4 separate regions of the Homo sapiens genome follow, and regions 1, 3 and 4 are each linked to region 2. The links are chromatin contacts, found by Hi-C or POLR2A ChIA-PET in ENCODE. All regions are on one chromosome and are shown on one strand. The core of a region is the stretch at or near the end of the contact, and the rest is flanking DNA. Distances in the headings are between cores, read along the strand shown.

The links. A loop is a pair of places that touch in the nucleus more often than their neighbours do. ChIA-PET counts read pairs that join two places held with the same protein, here RNA polymerase II (POLR2A). Pooled maps may share reads with other maps.
Region 1: a loop to region 2 is called in a map with no recorded cell type, with 18 times the contacts of the local background. The contact joins the promoter of CCDC7 here to the promoter of MACORIS in region 2. A Hi-C loop is called at or near these places in 2 of 37 single-sample maps with no recorded cell type and 2 of 50 pooled maps.
Region 3: a pooled map shows a loop between it and region 2 (9-fold over the local background). The contact joins the enhancer-like site here to the promoter of MACORIS in region 2. A Hi-C loop is called at or near these places in 1 of 37 single-sample maps with no recorded cell type and 7 of 50 pooled maps. POLR2A ChIA-PET finds 5 or more read pairs at or near these places in 3 of 52 experiments (BJ, activated B cell and activated CD4-positive, alpha-beta T cell).
Region 4: a map with no recorded cell type shows a loop between it and region 2 (4-fold over the local background). The contact joins the promoter of LINC02644 here to the promoter of MACORIS in region 2. A Hi-C loop is called at or near these places in 2 of 168 maps with a recorded cell type or tissue (GM12878 and endothelial cell of umbilical vein), 10 of 37 single-sample maps with no recorded cell type and 10 of 50 pooled maps.

What each region holds. Positions count from the first base shown.
Region 1 is chr10:32,444,356-32,448,733 of GRCh38, forward strand. CCDC7 (coiled-coil domain containing 7) reads left to right here and starts at 1,785. Exons shown (of 44, transcript NM_001395015.1): 1 at 1,785-2,042. LOC101929431 (a long non-coding RNA gene) reads right to left here and starts at 1,701. Exons shown (of 3, transcript NR_120660.1): 1 at 1,258-1,701. RefSeq lists an enhancer at 1,336-1,655 and a silencer at 1,726-1,955.
Region 2 is chr10:31,704,968-31,709,321 of GRCh38, forward strand. It overlaps MACORIS (macrophage enriched lincRNA repressor of IFN-gamma signaling), which reads right to left and starts at 2,480. Exons shown (of 2, transcript NR_184023.1): 1 at 2,339-2,480. RefSeq lists an enhancer at 2,729-2,918.
Region 3 is chr10:31,099,739-31,104,008 of GRCh38, forward strand. The region is part of intron 1 of LOC105376481 (a long non-coding RNA gene); the gene reads left to right. Among named protein-coding and RNA genes, the nearest start is that of ZNF438, 70 kb to the left of the region's middle. RefSeq lists an enhancer at 1,599-1,658. Within about 2 kb of position 1,498, at least 3 of the 41 ENCODE cell types and tissues checked have a DNase peak (open chromatin) inside an H3K27ac peak, as active enhancers do.
Region 4 is chr10:30,721,563-30,726,251 of GRCh38, forward strand. LINC02644 (long intergenic non-protein coding RNA 2644) reads left to right here and starts at 1,657. Exons shown (of 2, transcript NR_134497.1): 1 at 1,657-1,774; 2 at 1,857-2,178.

The DNA.
Region 1 (4,378 bases), core at 535-3,034, 740 kb after region 2:
CTTTTTAAACTTCTTTGCTTTACATTGTCAGCACTGATAACTTTTCTGTGGTTCTTAGCTGTGCTATTAAGGCCACAGATATGAATGGTGAACTTTTGGCTAGACTCATGCTGAGAGTTTTGCTAATGTATGCTAACTTGACAACTTGACCGTTAAGATTTTACCAACAAAATTAGAAATGACTAGATGTAATCTATTTTCAGGGTTCTAGAAAATAACTGAAATTGGCTTTGTCAAATCTAAGGTCTTCTTTAATCTCTCCTGACTTTTAGTTCTATCTTTCCTATCCCTTTCATTTACAACGGTTTTGGGAGATTTGGAATTTAGCAATTCAATTCTTTCTAAACTACTTTCTTAATTTTATTGCCAACTTTAAAAAATAAAAAATTGTTGGTGGAAAGCTTAATAAATCTGATCATTTATATGTACATTTTCTTTGTTACTGACATAAAACACACATACTGAAAAGTGCATAAATAAGCATATGCCTTCATGTTTTTTTTTTTTTTTCTTTTTTAGATGGAGTCTCGCTCTGTTGCCCAGGCTGGAGCGCAATGGCACAATCTCGGCTCACTGCAACCTCCACCTCCTGGGTTCAAGTGATTCTCCTGCCTCAGCCTCCTAAGTAGCTGGGATTACAGGCACCCGCCATCACGCCCGGCTAATTTTTGTATTTTTAGTAGAGATGGGGTTTCACCATGTTGGCCAGGCTAGTCTCGAACTCCTGACCTCGAGTGATGCACTGCCTCAGGCTCCCAAAGTGCTGGGATTACAGGTGCGAGCCACCACGCCCAGCCTGCCTTCATGAATTTTTGAACACACCCAGAAAGAGCAGAAGACAGAACATTTCTGGTACACCAGAAGATGTGTTGTTTTCCCTTTCCAGGCAACCCCAATGGTAACTCCTAGTGGTGTGATGGAGCTAGCCTACACCAGCTCTTGGGAGCTGATAAATTTTCAGGAATCTCTTGTGAGGCATTCAGATTTTACTGGAAAATTAGAAATAATTAGATATAATGAATTTTCAGAGTTTTAGAAAATAGTTGAAATCTACTAAGTCAAATCTAAGGTCTCCTTTAAACCTCCTGGTTTTTAGTTTTAGTTCCATCTTTCCTATTCCTTTCATTTACACACAGGCATTATTAACAGTTAAATTGTATCAATTAATATTTTAAAATATTAAAAACATTTTACTTCGTTCAACTTAAAGACAAAATTAATATATTTCTTGAGGTCAAATTATCTAAAAAACTCTACCTTGTAAAATTGCATCTTAAAGCAGTGCGTGGAAACTGATGGCAAGAAACCACTTAAGTGTCACAACTCTGCTTCAAGTTAATTCCTAGTCCATTTGATTTTGTTTTGCTTTTAAGATCACGAAGCTGGTGTACACTTCCGTGCGAGCTTAGAGTGGTAATGAACTCCACAATACACTGAAAAGAGCTTGAGGAGACAGCAGATGAAGGACTGGGGCTCTGGTTTTGTAGCTGAAGCCCAGGTTCTCAAAGGTCCTACCAGGCCTGTACTTTATTTCTCCTCCGCGGGCCTCTAGGCCAAATGCCTGGATGAATCTGCGCTCAGGGGGCGTCCTGGAATTACACTTGGGAGAGAATAAGAAAGGAGGAGGCCGATGTGCCCATGGACATTATTAACCTTCCGGCAAATCCCCACAGCCGCCAAACTGCGTCTCCTCTTCCGCTCTCGGCGCGCAGCTCACGCTCGCAGCGTCAGCGACGCCGGCGGCGCCAAGGCGTCGTGGCGTCGGGCGCCTGGGACGTGGCTTCAACGGCCCCATCCGGCGCCGGCGGCGGGTGCCCGGCGGTCTTTGCTGCCGCCCGGGGGCGCAGAGGCCGGGCCTTTTCTTTCAGCACAAACGTCAGTTTGTAAAAGGGAGGTGCTGGAGTCTGAGGAGTTTTCAGGCTTCCGTCTCGAAGGAAGTCTGGCAGGCTCGGAATTGTCATCTTCCTCAGGCAAATAGTTTTTCACCTTAGAGCCAGCAAGGCCAAACCGCCCAGTCACCCGACTTCCCACAGTCTCAGCAGGTACACAGGGCGGGGAGCCTCGGGAGCGGCTCCCTTAGCAGGACCTGAGGGTTTCGGGAGAGTCCTGGCTTTGCACTTAGTTTTCCCGCTGCCTGGCTGCCTCCGTGGCGGTTGTGCTGCTTTTTATGCAGGATGTAGGATCGAAGGCAAATCATCCTTTCCCTACGTCCCCTGCCAACCCCTGCCGCTCTCCTCTATTTTGTACACTTTATCATTAAAGGATTTGAAATGAATGTAAGTTAATCCTTGAAGGATGAAACCAGAAAACATTTGTCGTGGTGGCGGAAAGGGACGGATGCACTTGGGCGAAGTAATGCTGACATCCACTTCCTAGCATTGTTAGGAGGGATAAATGAATTAAATATGTAAAGTCCTTAAATATTTGCTTGCTAATACGAGTATTCATTGCGTGTGACTATTTTTGTATTTATGTGAACTTCATCGGAGCATTTGTCAGGTTCTTTTTTTTTGCACCAAGTGAGCGTTGCCTGCCTGCCTGCCTGCCTGCCTCCCTCCCTCCCTCCCTTCCTTCCTTCCCCTCTTCCCTTCCTCCCTCCCTCCCTCCCTCCCTCCCTCCCTCACACTTTTTTGGGGAGAGAGGACACAATGCAATCCATAACAGCATATACACTTGTTCTTTTTTCCATCGAACTTTCCTCTTGACCATGTTTTCTTCTAGTAATACTGTATTTCTTTACTCCCTTTTATAGTAAAATTTCTCTACAGTGCTTATATTCAATTCATTGTTCCTACTTCCTCTCTTTTGAACGGTAAGTCAGATATTTACCTCGATCATTCTACTGAAATTGTTGCCGTTCTTCAGGTTACAAATGACCTACCTCCATGTTGCCAAATCCAGTGTCAGCTTAGTCTTCATTTTACTTGACTCAGCATTTGACGTAGTTCATCACTCGGTCCTTGGTGATATTTTCTTTTCCTTGCTTTCTATGTATATATAACCTTTTGGTTTTACTTATTGGCTCATTGGCCACTCTTCTTACGTCCTGTTTCCTGGTCCTGATGGTTTTGATGGAATTTTTGATGTTTGCTTGGACCTGAAGGTTTTGATGGAGTTTCTTTGGCAATGTAATTTATTCAGAATTCTTTTGAGGCTTTTCAATTTTGTAAATTTAATCTTGGTTTCTGCATCATTTTGCTTGTATCATTAATTTTTACTGAAAGCATCGTGTCACAATCGGCATGAGAAAAATGTAAAAGGGAGCAGGGCGCACAGTGGCTCAGGCGTGTAATCCCAGCACTTTGGGAGGCTGAGGTGGGAGGATCACCTGAGGTCAGAAGTTCGAGACCAGCTTGGCCAACGTGGTGAAACCCTGTCACTATTAAAAATACAAAAATTAGCCGGACGTGGCAGTGGGCACCTGTAATCCCAGCTACTTGGGAGGCTGAGGCAGGAGAATCGCTTGAACCTGGGAGGCAAAGTTTGCAGTGAGCAAGATTGTGCCATTGTACTCCAGCCTGGGCGACAAGAGCGAAACTCTGTCTCAAAAAAACGAAAAATGTAAAAGGGAATATTTTGCAGGGGCTTTGGTTCAAGTTCTATAATGTGTTTATTTACTATTATCATCAGTAATTTCCAAGAGAGCATTGTGTTCTTCCTTCAAATGGATTTTTAGTGACAAGTTATTTTTGCAAAGTCATATTTGATTATGATTTAAAAATTATGCTTGGCAACTATGCATTCAGTTAACTATAGTGTTAACTATAGTGTTTCATCGAAACAAAAAAGCAGTTGTATAATTCTTGGATGAAATAAACATTTTCAGTGCTATTAAGATATTTTCGTTCTATTGTTCACAACCTAGTTTAGAATTTTTATTTTTGAGAATTTTCTGTTTGTGCTTGTCAGACATATTTAAGGGCATGTATCCCTGGCCCCATATATATTATATATTTTTAATTTTAATTTTTTATGAGTAGTCTCTTACACATATATATGATTCTTTTCCAGCGGGGTGTCATCTACTTGTTAAAATCCTAATAAATGTTCACATATTGAAATATCTGCATTTTGGAAATCCATAATTACATCAACAATTGTTATCTGCTGTCCATATGTCCAAAATAATTGAGAAATTATTAGTTTTTAAAACTTTATTCAAAGTGGTTTTATTTATAACATCTGTAAGTTTTATTATTTGTTTTTATATTTTATTCTCTAAAATAGTATGTTATACTATTTGGTATTGATATTTATGTTTTGCATAAATGTGCTAACAGGATACCATCAACTTTTGCCATGGTTTCTGGCAAATAAAAAAAATCCTATTATTGGTCTCTTCATATATATCGGATGATCTTCTGAACATTAGATACTG
Region 2 (4,354 bases), core at 1,230-3,729:
TCTTTTTATAAAAGTGAGAGTGAGAGACGATGAGAGGTGAGTTGGGAAGGGTGAGGAGGAAGGCAGTAAAAATGAGACCAAGATGACAGAAAGGTGTGGGGTAAAGGGAAGCAAATGGGGCTGAAAAAAAATAAGGAAGAAAGGAAATGCACATTTATTCCACTTTTCCTGAGTGCCAGAAGAATACTAGGTATCTGCTGGGGCAGAGGTCCCCACACAAAGGTAATTTCATGAATGAAAGGATGCTCCATTCATTCATTTGTTCATCAGATATGTTTCGAAGCATTTCCTATGTGTCAGACACTGTTGTAACCATTGGTCACATGACAGAATGAAACCAAGGACAATGCCTGCCCTCATGGGGTCATGTGGACTGGGGCAGTGTGGAGTGCCATGGATGTTAGCTCACTCACTCACAGCAACTCCAAGAGGCTTGGAGAAGGTTATTGAGTTGCTCAAGGTCCTGTGGCCAGTAAGTGGTCAAGAGGGCCTTTCGACGAGGATTTCCTTGGCTTTAAGTCAAAACCTACTGAAAAAAGGAAAGCCCTGTGCTTTGAGAGGGTCACAGCAGGAAGTACCCAACATTCTTATGGGAATGGTACCAAGAAAATGTAGGCATCTCTGACAAAGCTGCCCTAGAACAGCCTCAGCTGGTACCTGGGGGCACTCCATATTGGCATTGAGAACATTAATTCCTCCTGAATTCAGGAGCTGAAGCTCAGGCATGGGCTGTGGAGCTGGCCTTGGGGTTTGAGTTTGGGTGAGGGTGTCAGGGAACCCATGTCTCTCTCCTCATCCCAATTTGGTCTCCAAGCCTCTGCCTTCCACACTGCCAACCTCCACCAGCTCTTGAGTCTTGTCTCTCCAAACCCAAGCCAAGAGGCAGAAGGAATGTGTGGCAGTAGTCATGAGGCCCGTCCTGCCTCTCTAGTGTCCTGTGCCATTCACCCCCCAGGCTGGCTCTGTGCCCACCTCTCACTGCTGCAGACCCCAGGCTCCCCCATCCCTCTGCTCCCCATTCCAGCTCTCTGGTTGGCCACCTGTTTTCCTGCTGGGCCCTAGGCACTGATCTCTTCCATCTCCGCTTCCTTCCTGGCCTTCCTCTCATTCATGCAGGATCTTTCCCTGTCTCGGGGGTTCTACATGCCTATCCGTGGGTTTGCAAAGCCTGACAGCCCTGCAATATGGGCTTGGTCCTGCTGTCCCTCTGGAAGCCCAAATTCACAACAATGAACTCACTTTCTTTCCCTGGATGAGCTGCTCCAAAGTTCAGCACCTCAGTAAGTGCTCCAATATCGTTCCTGCCACTCCAGCGGGGGCCTCCTCCCCTTCCCCATGCCACCCCCAAGCACAAAGGGGGTGTCCCCATCTCCAGTACTCCTACTTAGTCCTTAGCCTCCTGCCCACTGCACCCTCCCAACCCCTTCCCCAGATGTTATCCAGGATGAGCACTTGAAGATACAAGCCTGATTATCTCATTCGAACCAACCAACTCTTGTAGATCTTGAGCTTTTTAAAGCTTCTTTTTGGGCTTCCTTTTGCTAACAGACTTTTCTCAGTCTGATTCTAGCATGTCTTTTCAAGCCTCTGGTCCTATACCCCTTCACAGGCCTCCTGCTACACGCATACACACACATGTACACACACACACACACACATACATATACACCATACTCTGGCCACGCCCATCTAGTTATTCACACGTGCAGTCCCTGACAGAGTGCCAACATTTGCACTTGAGACATGACACTGATGCTTGTTACATTTATTAAACATACCACATGTATATGTCTTCTGTGCTTTTCCTCCTATTATTCCCTCTGTTGGGAATGTCATCCTCCCTTTCAGCCTAACATAGTCCTAGCCCTTCTCTTCAGGACCTGGCCCAACAGCACCTCCTCCATGAAACCTGCTTCCCTGATGTGTCTCTTACATTCCCACCATCCAAAAACTGACAGCTCTTGCAGGAGGGAGCCATGACGTGCTCATCTTCTGCATCTGCAGCTGGTGCCAGGGACCAGTACATTTGCTGCATGAGTGAATGAACCAACGTCCCAGCAATTCCTGAGCATTCTTAAGGCTGGTCTGTCTCCCCCAGGAAGCCTGGGCCCCCAGCGTCACCGAGCTGTGCACACAGAGAGATAATCATCTTAGTGTCCCTCTGGACCCGGAAGCTGGGTGGTGTCGCTAAGAAAGCCAGAACTGCTTTGCCTTCTATATTGCTACTGAAATTTGCAACTCAAGTGTTGCATAACCAAGGGAACCTGGCTTCCCTCTGAACATCCCTCCCACTTAGTTTGAGAAATAGAGAAAGAGCCAAAGTTAGGTCAAGACTCACCTGAGGAGGCCCCTGGCCCACCATCGAGGTCATGCCTGTCACTCCCCAGGCTGCCCCTCCCGGGGAACAGGGTCATGCGGGGTTAGGGGGCAGCTCACTCCCAGTGGGTAACTGGATTTCCCTGGGGAGGGGAACAAAGAGTGAGAGCATAGGCCGTTCTCACTTCAGACCAGGGAGATTGCGCACTCTCCCTCCTTCCCTCTTGGAGGGAACATCTGCAATTCAGGGACTTCTGCAAAAATTTCACACTCAGGGCTAAGAGCAATTCTATTTCTTGGAGGATTCTAACTTGGCTTAGAGGAGGTTTTTACCCTCCTCCAGTTAAATGGACCAAGTATGTGGGAAATTACCTCACAGAGTCATGCCACCAACACCAAATGAGAGCCATCTGTACAGATGAAACAGTTAGGAGCTTTTGTGTCACTGCGGGCCGAAATGTGTAGCCCATTCATTGTGAGAGGAGGCACTTTATTCCTGAGTTTCTTTTTTTTTTCTAACACAGAAGACGCCTCAGTCAGCGCGTAGGAAACAGGAAGGAACCCGTTGTTTTAAATAGCAGACAGCAGAGAATTGACTCATTATGGTCTGCTTGCTCCGAGAGTGTCAGCCAGAAGGCAGCCAGCCCAGCCCCCACAGCCCCAAGACAAGGGTCAGGGGGCATGGCTGGGATTTTCTCACAGGGAGTCTGAGAGAATCCAGTTCAAACCCTTTTCAGAGGGAACTGGTGAAGCCCTAGGTTTCTATCTTACTAGAGACTTCACCACACAGGGCTGTCTTAAAAAAATATAAGAATAAGAAAAGACAAAAACAAAAGCCCCCGTAAAAACCTACAAGAATACCTGGAAGTCAGACATCCTGTGTTTCCCTTTCCTACCCCGAATGACTCGGAGTAGGACAAACACAGTTGCAAGCCTGCTTTCTTATCTTGGCAATTGCTTCTTTTCACTCTTCTGGGGTTTACAACAGTTGGCCCAGGGGTGTGAGGGAACAGAAGGGAGCAGCATCTGCTGGGACAGAGGGCCCTACACAAAGGTAATTTCATGCAGGGAAAATGCACCCCCCCACCCAATCCCAGGCTGCTGGGCCCAGGAGCCCAAGGGTTAATCTGTCTCAAATCCATCACTGTGACAGCCAAGCACACAAATTAGTCCTGCCCAAGCTGTCCCGACCTCTGAATTTAATTTTTTAAAAGTGCTTTGTATTGTTTCTGATGTTCAGATTGGAGTCCAGGTGTCGTGATGGAACCCGGGGGAGATGAGAGGGTAAGACCCTCGTGTACTGCATCTCACATCACCCTCCAATGTCCTGTGTCTTCTTTGTCAAGGCAGACTAAGGGTGACCTAATTTCCAACACGCAGGCCCAGAAACCTTGAAACTGACCAGCTCGAGCCTCCTTGTAAGCCTCTCCAGCTGTGAAAATCCCCTGGCTCGTAGTCCTATGTCGTCCACATGATGCTTTTCCTGCATTTTGCAGACAACTGCTGATCCCCAAGGGCGGGCCATGCATGGCTGTATCTCCCATCCAGAGAACATCTACAAAGCTCACGCAGCCATGGGGTCTCATAGTTTGACCTGAAACTGATGGTGACTCCTGTCACCAACAGGAGTGGTCAAAACATCCTTTCTGGAGTATTAAGTGTTTGTAGAACCCTGGACATTTATGGTGGCAGAGTGTGTAGCAGCCTCAAGGAGAAATCTTCCCCCTCCATTGCCCCTTTCTAGAATCACACCAAATAATTGGGGTTCTCAGCAGAGTCTGGAGGCAATCCCAGAGACTGAGGAAAGGGAGAGCCTTCCACTTTTCCATTTCTCCCAAGCCATTTTGTATGCCTACAGGTGTCAGTATAAACCAAAGAATGTGCCTTGTCTCAGATGAAAAGTTAGAGTAACCATATAATTTATTGTCTAAACCTGGACACCGATGAGAGTGAAAAGGAGAGCTATTAATAACGATGCCAGAACGACAGGTGTAGATGGTGACTGTCCCAGGCAAACTGGGACATATGGTCATGCTAT
Region 3 (4,270 bases), core at 248-2,747, 610 kb before region 2:
TTTCCATTTAGGATAGATTAGAAGGTGTGCAGGGAGAGACTAGTAGACACCTTTGCGTAAAGACCTGACATCTTCCGCCGTCTCTCCGACTGCACTGCTGTGGGCAGCCGTGACTCATGGTGAGGTCATGCATTCCCAGGCGAAGTTTATAGGTAACCAGGAGGCTGAGCGATTTGCAGGTGCTCTCCATGCTGATCATTCTAACTCTAACTCACCTCCACGTTGCACTGGCATCTTTTGAAGTAGAACTTCATGGGGTGAACAGGAAGACTACAACATTTTTATTATAGTTGGCTTCCTTTGCTGAATTAGCGTTTATACTTTCCCAGTAGAAATCCCCAAATTGAAAATATAGAGGTGTCAGCTAGCACCACTTTAGTTAAGGTTGTGTCAACATTTCCTATAAACCTTGTTTTTCTAGGGTTTATAACTAGACCATAAAAATTTGCTCAGCTCTGAAACTTGGCACAGTAAGTAAACCTGGGAGTGAATTTTGCAGAAATTGAGGAGGGAAAAATAAGTTCAGCTGTTTTTAACATGTGCCTCTGCTAAAATGGAAATGATTTTAAGATTCATTTTCTTTTTGTGTGACTCAAATGGAGATTCAGCTTAAAAAAATAGTGAACTCAAGCAATTATTTCATTGATACATGCTAATTGCACTTGTTAATTTTTAGAGAAAATGTTAATGATTGACATATTTGACTCAAAGCCATTGACTGTGCATCCACAGGTACCAGTTTTTGCAAAGCAGTTAGTTAGCTGTGCATAACAATGTGATTTGGCAAATAATCTGCCCACATTTTAGTGCCGTAAACTAATGCTTTGAAGGAATCCTTCTGATAAAAGGTTAACAGGCTGCTTCAAAATACTAAGTCACTCAGGATCACAACCCTCTGTTCATCTTGGTCTAATCTGCAGCTCACATTTAACAGACGATTCCCAAAAGCAGCTCCTGTGATGTTTGTATGAAAGAAATGCCCAATCTCTCTGACCGTCTACCTTTTCTGGAGGATGTGGTAGGTGCTGCACAGCCCAGCAGCTCACCTATTCCTTTTGTACCACTGGCAAGATATTGGGATGTTGGGTGCAATTAGTCAACATGGATGCTTGTAACGCCCTGGCCGGCGTTTGCCAGTCTCGGGCCATGAACTCCGGGATGATGGCAGGCACCAGTGACAGGAGCATTATGGAAGAGAAGAAAAAAGTGCTGGACTTGAATGGATTTTGCCAACAACCTTGGGCGAGTCAGTCCACCTATCTGGGGACAATGATACTCTGCTAACCTAATAGGGTTATTGAGAGAATCAACTGAAGTCATTATGCATATCAAAGCACTTTCTAAACTGTAAGGTGCCATCCAAATGAAAGGTGGTGGTACCTGGCTCAGCATCGGCTTTTCTTTGTAGACACCTACTGAGTGTTGTTAGTAAGGTCATGGTAGCAACGTGTACCCCTTCAGCTGACTCAAGGGGAAAGGCCCTGGGCTTCCCAGCACTTCAAGCCACAACCGTGTGACTCAACCCAGCTTTGTTTTTTCTAACTGCAGTTTCCTGCTTCCACTTCTCTGCTTACCTCTTGCTGGTCACTGACCACTTTTGGAATGAAGAATGTGCTGGACTCTTGGTGGCTCATTTCCCATGGACATGAACACAGCCCCAGAGGCCACCTTGGTTGTTTGATGTCACCGTTCTGCCCCTGCTCCCAGCTGTCCCCATCCTGCAACACATCAGGTCCTTTTGCTAGTTGCAGGGTTTCAGTTTTGGGTGCCTTTAGGTTTTCTCTGAGATTGTTTCCCGCTACACCCCAGGGCTTCTTTCCTTGTTTCCTTATGTTGCACATCTTGGGCATAAGTGAGCTGGATTTATTATGAGAAATTTTCTGGCAGGAATCTCTCTCTCTTTTTTTTTGACAGTCTTGCTCTGTCACCCAGGCTGGAGTGCAGTAGCACAATCTCAGCCATTGCAGCCTCCTCCTCCCAGGTTCAAGCGATTCTCCTGCCTTAGCCTCAGCCTCCCAAGTAGCTGGGATTACAGGCATGTGCCACCACGCCCGGCCAATTTTTGTATTTTTAGTAGAGATGGGGTTTCACCATGTTGGCCAGGCTGGTCTCAAACTCCTAACTTCAGGTGATCCGCCCACCTCGGCCTTTCAAAGTGTTGGGATTACAGGCGTGAGCCACTGTGCCTGGCCAGCAGGAATATCTCTGAAAAGCCATCAGTGCCGTCAGTCCTGAGCAGGCGTAGCTTCGTGGGCATGTGACCTATGCAGTCACACATGCCCTGGGCTCGGGAGGGCCCTGCACTTGGTTTAATGCCCTGCTTTTGTCATCTTAAAATTCGCAATCACTTTTAGACAAGGAGCGCCATATTTTCATTTTGCACTGGGCCCTACAGATTATGTAACTGGTTTGGCACCCTGTGCCCTGACTCTTCCTAGAGAGCCCCGAAGACCTTAACCTGGGGTATCCTAGGGTTCCTTGCTGAGTGCTAGGCCCATCTTGAGCAGGATGGGCAAGACTTGAGGTCACCTATCGTGGGCAGTGCAGGGGTTCAGCATGAGCCTTGCTACCCCCGAACCCTGGCTTATGTTTTCCCGCCAGTCCTGAAGCCCTCACTCCACCCCAACCCACCCCATCCCTGCAGCCTATAGGAGTGGCGTTCTGCCTCCGATTTGCTGAAACAACTCTCTGCTGGCTTAGCTGGAGCCAGACTCCCTGTCTACCATTTCCAGCCCCTCTCCCAGAAGCCCAGACACTGATGTGGGCATTTGTAGTTCCCATCAGGGTCTTGTTCCAACATGAATGGAACACTGGATATCTTGGAGCAGCCACAGTCTGGAACTGAGAACCGTCATTTCTGCATCCAGCCTGCTGGAACAAATACCTCCAAGTCAAACGTTTACTCAACCAGTGCTACCTGGCATGGGGGATGTTTCTGTAAGCAAGACAAAGATGTTTCTGTCCCTGGGGAATTCACATTCTAGTGGAAGAAGACAGACAATGAATATAATAAATGAGTAAATTTGGAAGTTAAAAAATGAATGACACTGTGAAAAAATAGGCAACAGGGTGATGGAGACCAGGAGGGCTGGGGGGCATTTTGCCTTAAGAAGAGGAAATATGGCCAGGCGTCATTGTGCTTACCTGTAATCCCAGCACTTTGGGAGGCCGTGCTCAGAAGTTCAAGACCAGCCTCGACAACATAGCAAGACCCCATCTCTACAAAAATTAAAAAAGTACCCAGGGGTGGTGGTGCATGTCTGTAGTCTCAGCTACACGGGAGGCTGAGGCGGGAGAATGGCTTGAGCCCAGGAGTGTGAGGCTGCAGTGAGCTATGATTGCACCACTGCACTCCAGCCTGGGTGATACAGCAAGACCCTGTCTCTTAAAAAAATAAATAAAAATAGAATACAGGGGGAAATATGATCCAAGATGTGAAGGAGTTGAGGACAAGAGACCTGTGTGTTTCCAGGGAAAAAGCATTCTTGACAGAGTGCAGCTAGTGCAGGGCCCTCATGGGAACGAGGCTGGCTGTGGAGGAGCAGGCAGGAGGCAGTAGTAGCAGCAGATGCAAGGAGGCAGCTGGAGATGGGGCCCCAGACACAGGCCGGGGGAAGGTGAAGCCTGCAGGGCCTGAGAGGGACTTGGGCTTTCATGGAGTGAGCCAGGAGCCATCAGATCTATCAGTTTGGAGAAAAGGAGTGACACCATCTGTTTAAAAGGATTCCTGTGGCTGACGTGTGCCCTGGAGAAGCACAAGGGTGGAAGCAGAACCATCAGAAAGCTGCTCAATAACCCGGAGAAAAAGGCTCATTCTTGTGGGGTTACGCCGGAGTTTCTGCTCTGCTTTGAAAGCAGTTATCCAGGCTGTTGACTGCCCCCTTGTCACACTTAGGCGGCCTCTGAGCTGGGTCTCCTCTGGCTCCCGGCCCTATCTCACCTCTTCCTACTTCTTTCTCCCAGCCTCACGGTGTGGATACCTCTGCAGCATTTGCAGCAAAGTCCACCCAAGCAAGAGCACAATGCTAAGGCCAGGCAGGGTGTCTCCTTGACTAGAGATTTTTTTTTGTAAATAAAAACTTAGGCCAGGCCGTGTGAAGGGCTCGTACCTATAATCCCAGCACTTTGGGAGGCCAAGGTGGGAAGACTGCTTGAGGCCAGGAGTTCAATGCCAGCCTGGGGAACATAGGGAGACCCCATTTCTACAAAAAATAAAGTAAAATAAAATTAGCTATACATGGTGGCACATACCTGTAGTCCTAGCTACTTG
Region 4 (4,689 bases), core at 407-2,906, 980 kb before region 2:
TCAGGAGATCGAGAACATCTTGGCCAACATGGTAAAACCCCATCTCTACTAAAAATACAAAAGAAATCAGCTGGGCATGGTGGCGCGCACCTCTAGTTCCAGCTACTCTGGAGGCTGAGGCAGGAGAATTGCGTGAACCCAGGAGGCTGAGGTTGCAGTGAGCTGAGATCACGCCACTGCATTGCAGCCTGGGCGACAGAGTGAAAATTCTGTCTCAAAAAAAAATAAATAAATAAATAATAAATAAAGAGAAAAACTGTGTTCTGTCTCTTAATTTTTCTGTTAACAATGGGCTGTAGACACTAGTCCTTGGATGTTTGCTTATGTGTGTGTGAGGCTTTGAAATCCCAGGAGGCACGTGGTGAAGACCTAAACTGAGGATTGCTCAGGGTAGCGGTCTCCAACTTTTTTGGCACTAAGGACGGATTTCATGGAAGGCAATCTTATCATGGATGGGCAGCAGGTGGGGGATGGTTTCAGGATGATTTAAGCGCATTACATTTACTGTGCACTTTATTTCTATTATTACTACATTGTAATATACAATGAGATAATTATACAACTCACCATAATGTAGAATCAGTGAGAGTCTTGAGCTTGTTTTCCTGCAACCAGACAGTCCCGTCTGGGGGATGATGAGAGACAGTGATAGATCATCAGGCATGGGATTCTCATAAGGAACCTGCAGCCTAGATCCCTCACATGCGCAGTTTACAATACAGTTTGTGCTCCTATGAGAATCTCCTAATCTCCTTTGCTGGGGTGGATCTGACAGGAGGCAGAGCTAAGGTAGTAATGCAACTGATGAGGAGCCGGCCACTGTGAATACAGATGAAGCTTCCTTCTCTGGCTCACCGCTCACTTCCTGCCACACAGCCCGGTTCCTAACAGGCCGCAGACCAATACTGCTGGTCTGTGGCCCAGGGATTGGGGATTTTTGGCCCAGGGCCCCTACCCCACCATCCTCAGCCATCCCTCATTCCTCCCTGAGGGTAGGCACAATCAAGCCATGGCCCAGAGAGAGACTTTGGCATTCATTTTCACAGGTCTTTCTTGAGCTTAGATCCAGAATAAAGCACACATGTTTCAAAACAGGCCTCTGTGCAAATCCTTTCTGAACTAATGTAGCCACTAGTAATGGGGGACAATTACCAAGAAGTCAATAAAGAGTACCAGTGCAAGTCCAGGTGCAGTGGCTCACGCCTAAAATCCCAGTGCTTTGAGAGGTTGAGGAGGGAGAATCACTTGAGCCAGGAGTTCAAGATCAGTTTGGGCAACATAGTGAGACCCTGTCTCTACAAAAAATTTAAAAATTAGCTGGGCATGGCGGGGGCGTGCCTTTAGTCTCAGCTACTCAGGATGCTGAGGCGGGAGAATCTCTTGGGCCCAGGAGGTAGAGGCTGCAGTGAGCTGTGATCCTGCCATTGCACTCCAGCCAGAGCAACAGAACAAGACCCTGCCTCTTAAAAAAAGTACAGTGCTCTATTTTCAAAAATATCAAGGTAATTCAAATGCAAAAACATCAAGGTAATTCAAATGCAAATAACTGAGAATTAACTGTATTGGTAGGGCATTTGGCCCAAAGAAGACTTCCTCTTTTTGAAAAGTAAATACATTGCATTGCATGCATTTGCTCTTTTCCCCAGAGAAAGGATGTTGGGCTGCTCCAGACCTCTGACAATGGATGCACCCCCAGGATTAGATCAGAAAGATGGACCTGCCAGGGGAAAGCGTCAGAGGCTTCTGTTCCTACCATCAGTACCATGGATGCGCTGTGAGTGTGGAGCCTGTATGGAAATGCCCCACTGGTTTCACAGTGTCTAAAGCTGATCCTTGGGGACTAATAGAGAAGAAAGATTAACAGACCAGCGTCCCTTGTTTCTAATACTGAACTGGCCTCTACTGAGCTTTTGCCTCTACTGAGCTTTTGTCGCGCAGCTGAGATTGGAAAGGAAGCCTCAGGAGCAGAAGCGAATGCAAGCTAACAGAAAGAAAGGCAGCGCGGAGGACGCCACAGCCCCAGCGCCCTCCCAGCCTCAGCAGAGCTGTGGGGATTGTTCTTCACATCTGACGCCATGGGGTTCTGGAAGTCTCTTAAGGGATATATTGGAACTGACTTGTATTATTTGGAAATCGACATAAATTGTCTATTATTAAATCTCACTGAATTAAGTCCAACTTTACCATCTGAACACCGTTTTAGCATTCATCCTGAAATGGCTGGAACATGATTTGTTAGCTCCATAAGGGTAAAGAAATATTAGCTGGGTGCAGCAGCTCATGCCTGTAATTCCAGCGCTTTGGGAGGCTGACAGGGAAGGATCGCTTGAGCCCAGGAGTTTGAGACCAGCCTGGGCAACATAGTAAGACCCTGTTTCTAAAAAAAATCAAAAAGTTAGCCAGGTGTGGTGGCACGTGCCTGTAGTCCCAGCTACTAGGGAGGCTGAGGTGGGAACCTTGCCTGAGCCCAAGAGATTGAGGATGCAGTGAGCTGTGATTGCACCACTGCACTCCAGCCTGGATGACAAAGTGAGACCGTGTCTCAAAAAAAAAAAAAAAAAAAAAAAAAAAGAAATATTGAGCAATGACTGACCAAGAGCCTGTATGGAAGCAAAGAAAAATAAAACAAGCCTAATGTTTAGTAGCGGTTTCTGCAGATGGAAGACAGCAAACGGGGAAAGAGTGCATTTGGGATTGCAGGACTTGGTTAGTGTCAGAGCCTGTCCTAAAAGACGACGATGCAGCAGGACCCTACCTGTCCTTATGACTTCCTTTCATCCTCCCCGCTCACCCTCCATGCTTCCTTCCTGAAGGAGGCCATTCCATTATTAAAATCAGGAACTGCAAAGATCCGGCAGGGAGCGTCATTTGCCAACGGTATTTGAGGTCCCAGTGGGAAAGATTTTTTTTTTTGGTTGGATGGAGTCTTTCCACAGATTCACATACGGTTATCACGACAGCCACAGCATCTGCTGAAGTCTATTTCTAGTAACATGTTGCACATTCCAGACCTCTCATTATTTGCAGTGGTCCACATTCATTCATGAATACTTGTATTTACTACTTGTTCATTCAATTATTTCTTGAGTGGGTACTTAGCTTAAGGGTCAACAGAACGCAAATATATCTTATATCTAGGCTCTGATGCCCCAAGGGATCTGCATTCCCTGGGACACAAAAATAATGATAATTCACCAAGAAGCATAAATAATGATGCAGGGCCAGGCATGGTGGCTCACACGGTACTCCCAGCACACTGGGAAGCTGAGGCAAGAGGATGGCTTGAGCCCAGAAGTTTGAGACCAGCCTGGGCAACATAGTGAGACCCCATCTCTATAAAAATATTTAAAAGTTAGTCAATCATGGTGGGTGCACCTGTAGTCCCAGCTACTTGGGAGACTGAGGTGGGAGGATCACTTGAGCCCAGGAGTTCAAGACTGCAGTGAACTATTATTGCACCACTGCACTCCAGCCTGGGTGATACAGTGAGACCTTGTCTCTAAAAATAATAATAATAGCAATGCAACAAGAACCTGTTCTGCATGGAATTGTGCCCCACTCTTTCCCCTTCACCTACTCCCCCAAAAAGATTGGAGTCCTAACCCCTAGTACCGCAGAATGTGACCTTATTTGGAGATACTTGAGTCATTAAGTTAAATGAGGTTTTCAGGGTAGGCCTAATCCAATCTGACTAGTGTCTTTATATGAAGGGGAAATTGGGAAGTGGCGGCAGGCATGCACAGAGGGAAGACCGTGTGCAGATGCACGGGGAGAAGACGGCCCTCTACAAGCCCAGAAGAGAGGCCTCAGAAGAAACCAACCCTGCCCACACCTTGATCTCAGACTTCCGCCCTCCAGAGCTGTGAGACAATAAAGGTTCTGTTGTTTAAGCACTCCAGTTTGTGGTACTTTGTCATAACAGCCCAAGGAAACGAATCGTGTCCACAGGAGGGACTTCTGGCTGGAGGTGGGAGGGAGGGGAAGGGATCAGGGTGGCTTCTGGGAGGAGGTGTCCTCTGAGTCGGCCTGAAAGGACTGGCAGGATTTCTCACTGCAACTGGACATCAGTCCTTCAGCCATCAGTTCCAAAGAGAAGATCTGGAAGGAGGAGAGGGAGAGGAGAGGCACACCCAGTCTCCCACGTGTGGCACAGGCAGGATAAGGACATAGCAAGTAGGGCCTCGAGGCTGAGGTGAGGGTGCACAGAAGGAAAGTGAACTTGGACATGGGCGGGCCAGGGGAATCCGGCTAAGGGGCTCTTCAGATGTGGGGATGACCCGGCAACAGCACCTGCGACTGACTCCTCTGGTCCTCAGGATCCCCAGGCCTAGTGCGTCCCTTTCTCATGGGACCCGGGGTGTTTCCAGGGCTGCCTGGTTTCATAGTATCCTGCGCCCTGCGCTAGCACTTCCATCTTGGACCTTGATGTTGAAACCATTACAGGTGCTGACTCTATTACATCCTCCTCTCATCTGATCTTCATATAAAGATATTTCTGAAATCTCCAGCAAACAACATGGCACTTGGAAAATGGCGGACTTGGGTTTCCTACCCAGTAGTGCCATTTTTTGGTAGACCTCAGTGACCATGAGGCAGCTCTATCAAATGCTGCTCTGATTTTATAAGCTGCTCAGGAAAACGAAATTGTTCTGTTGCATTGGAAATATGGAAAGTTTTGGAATCTTGCTA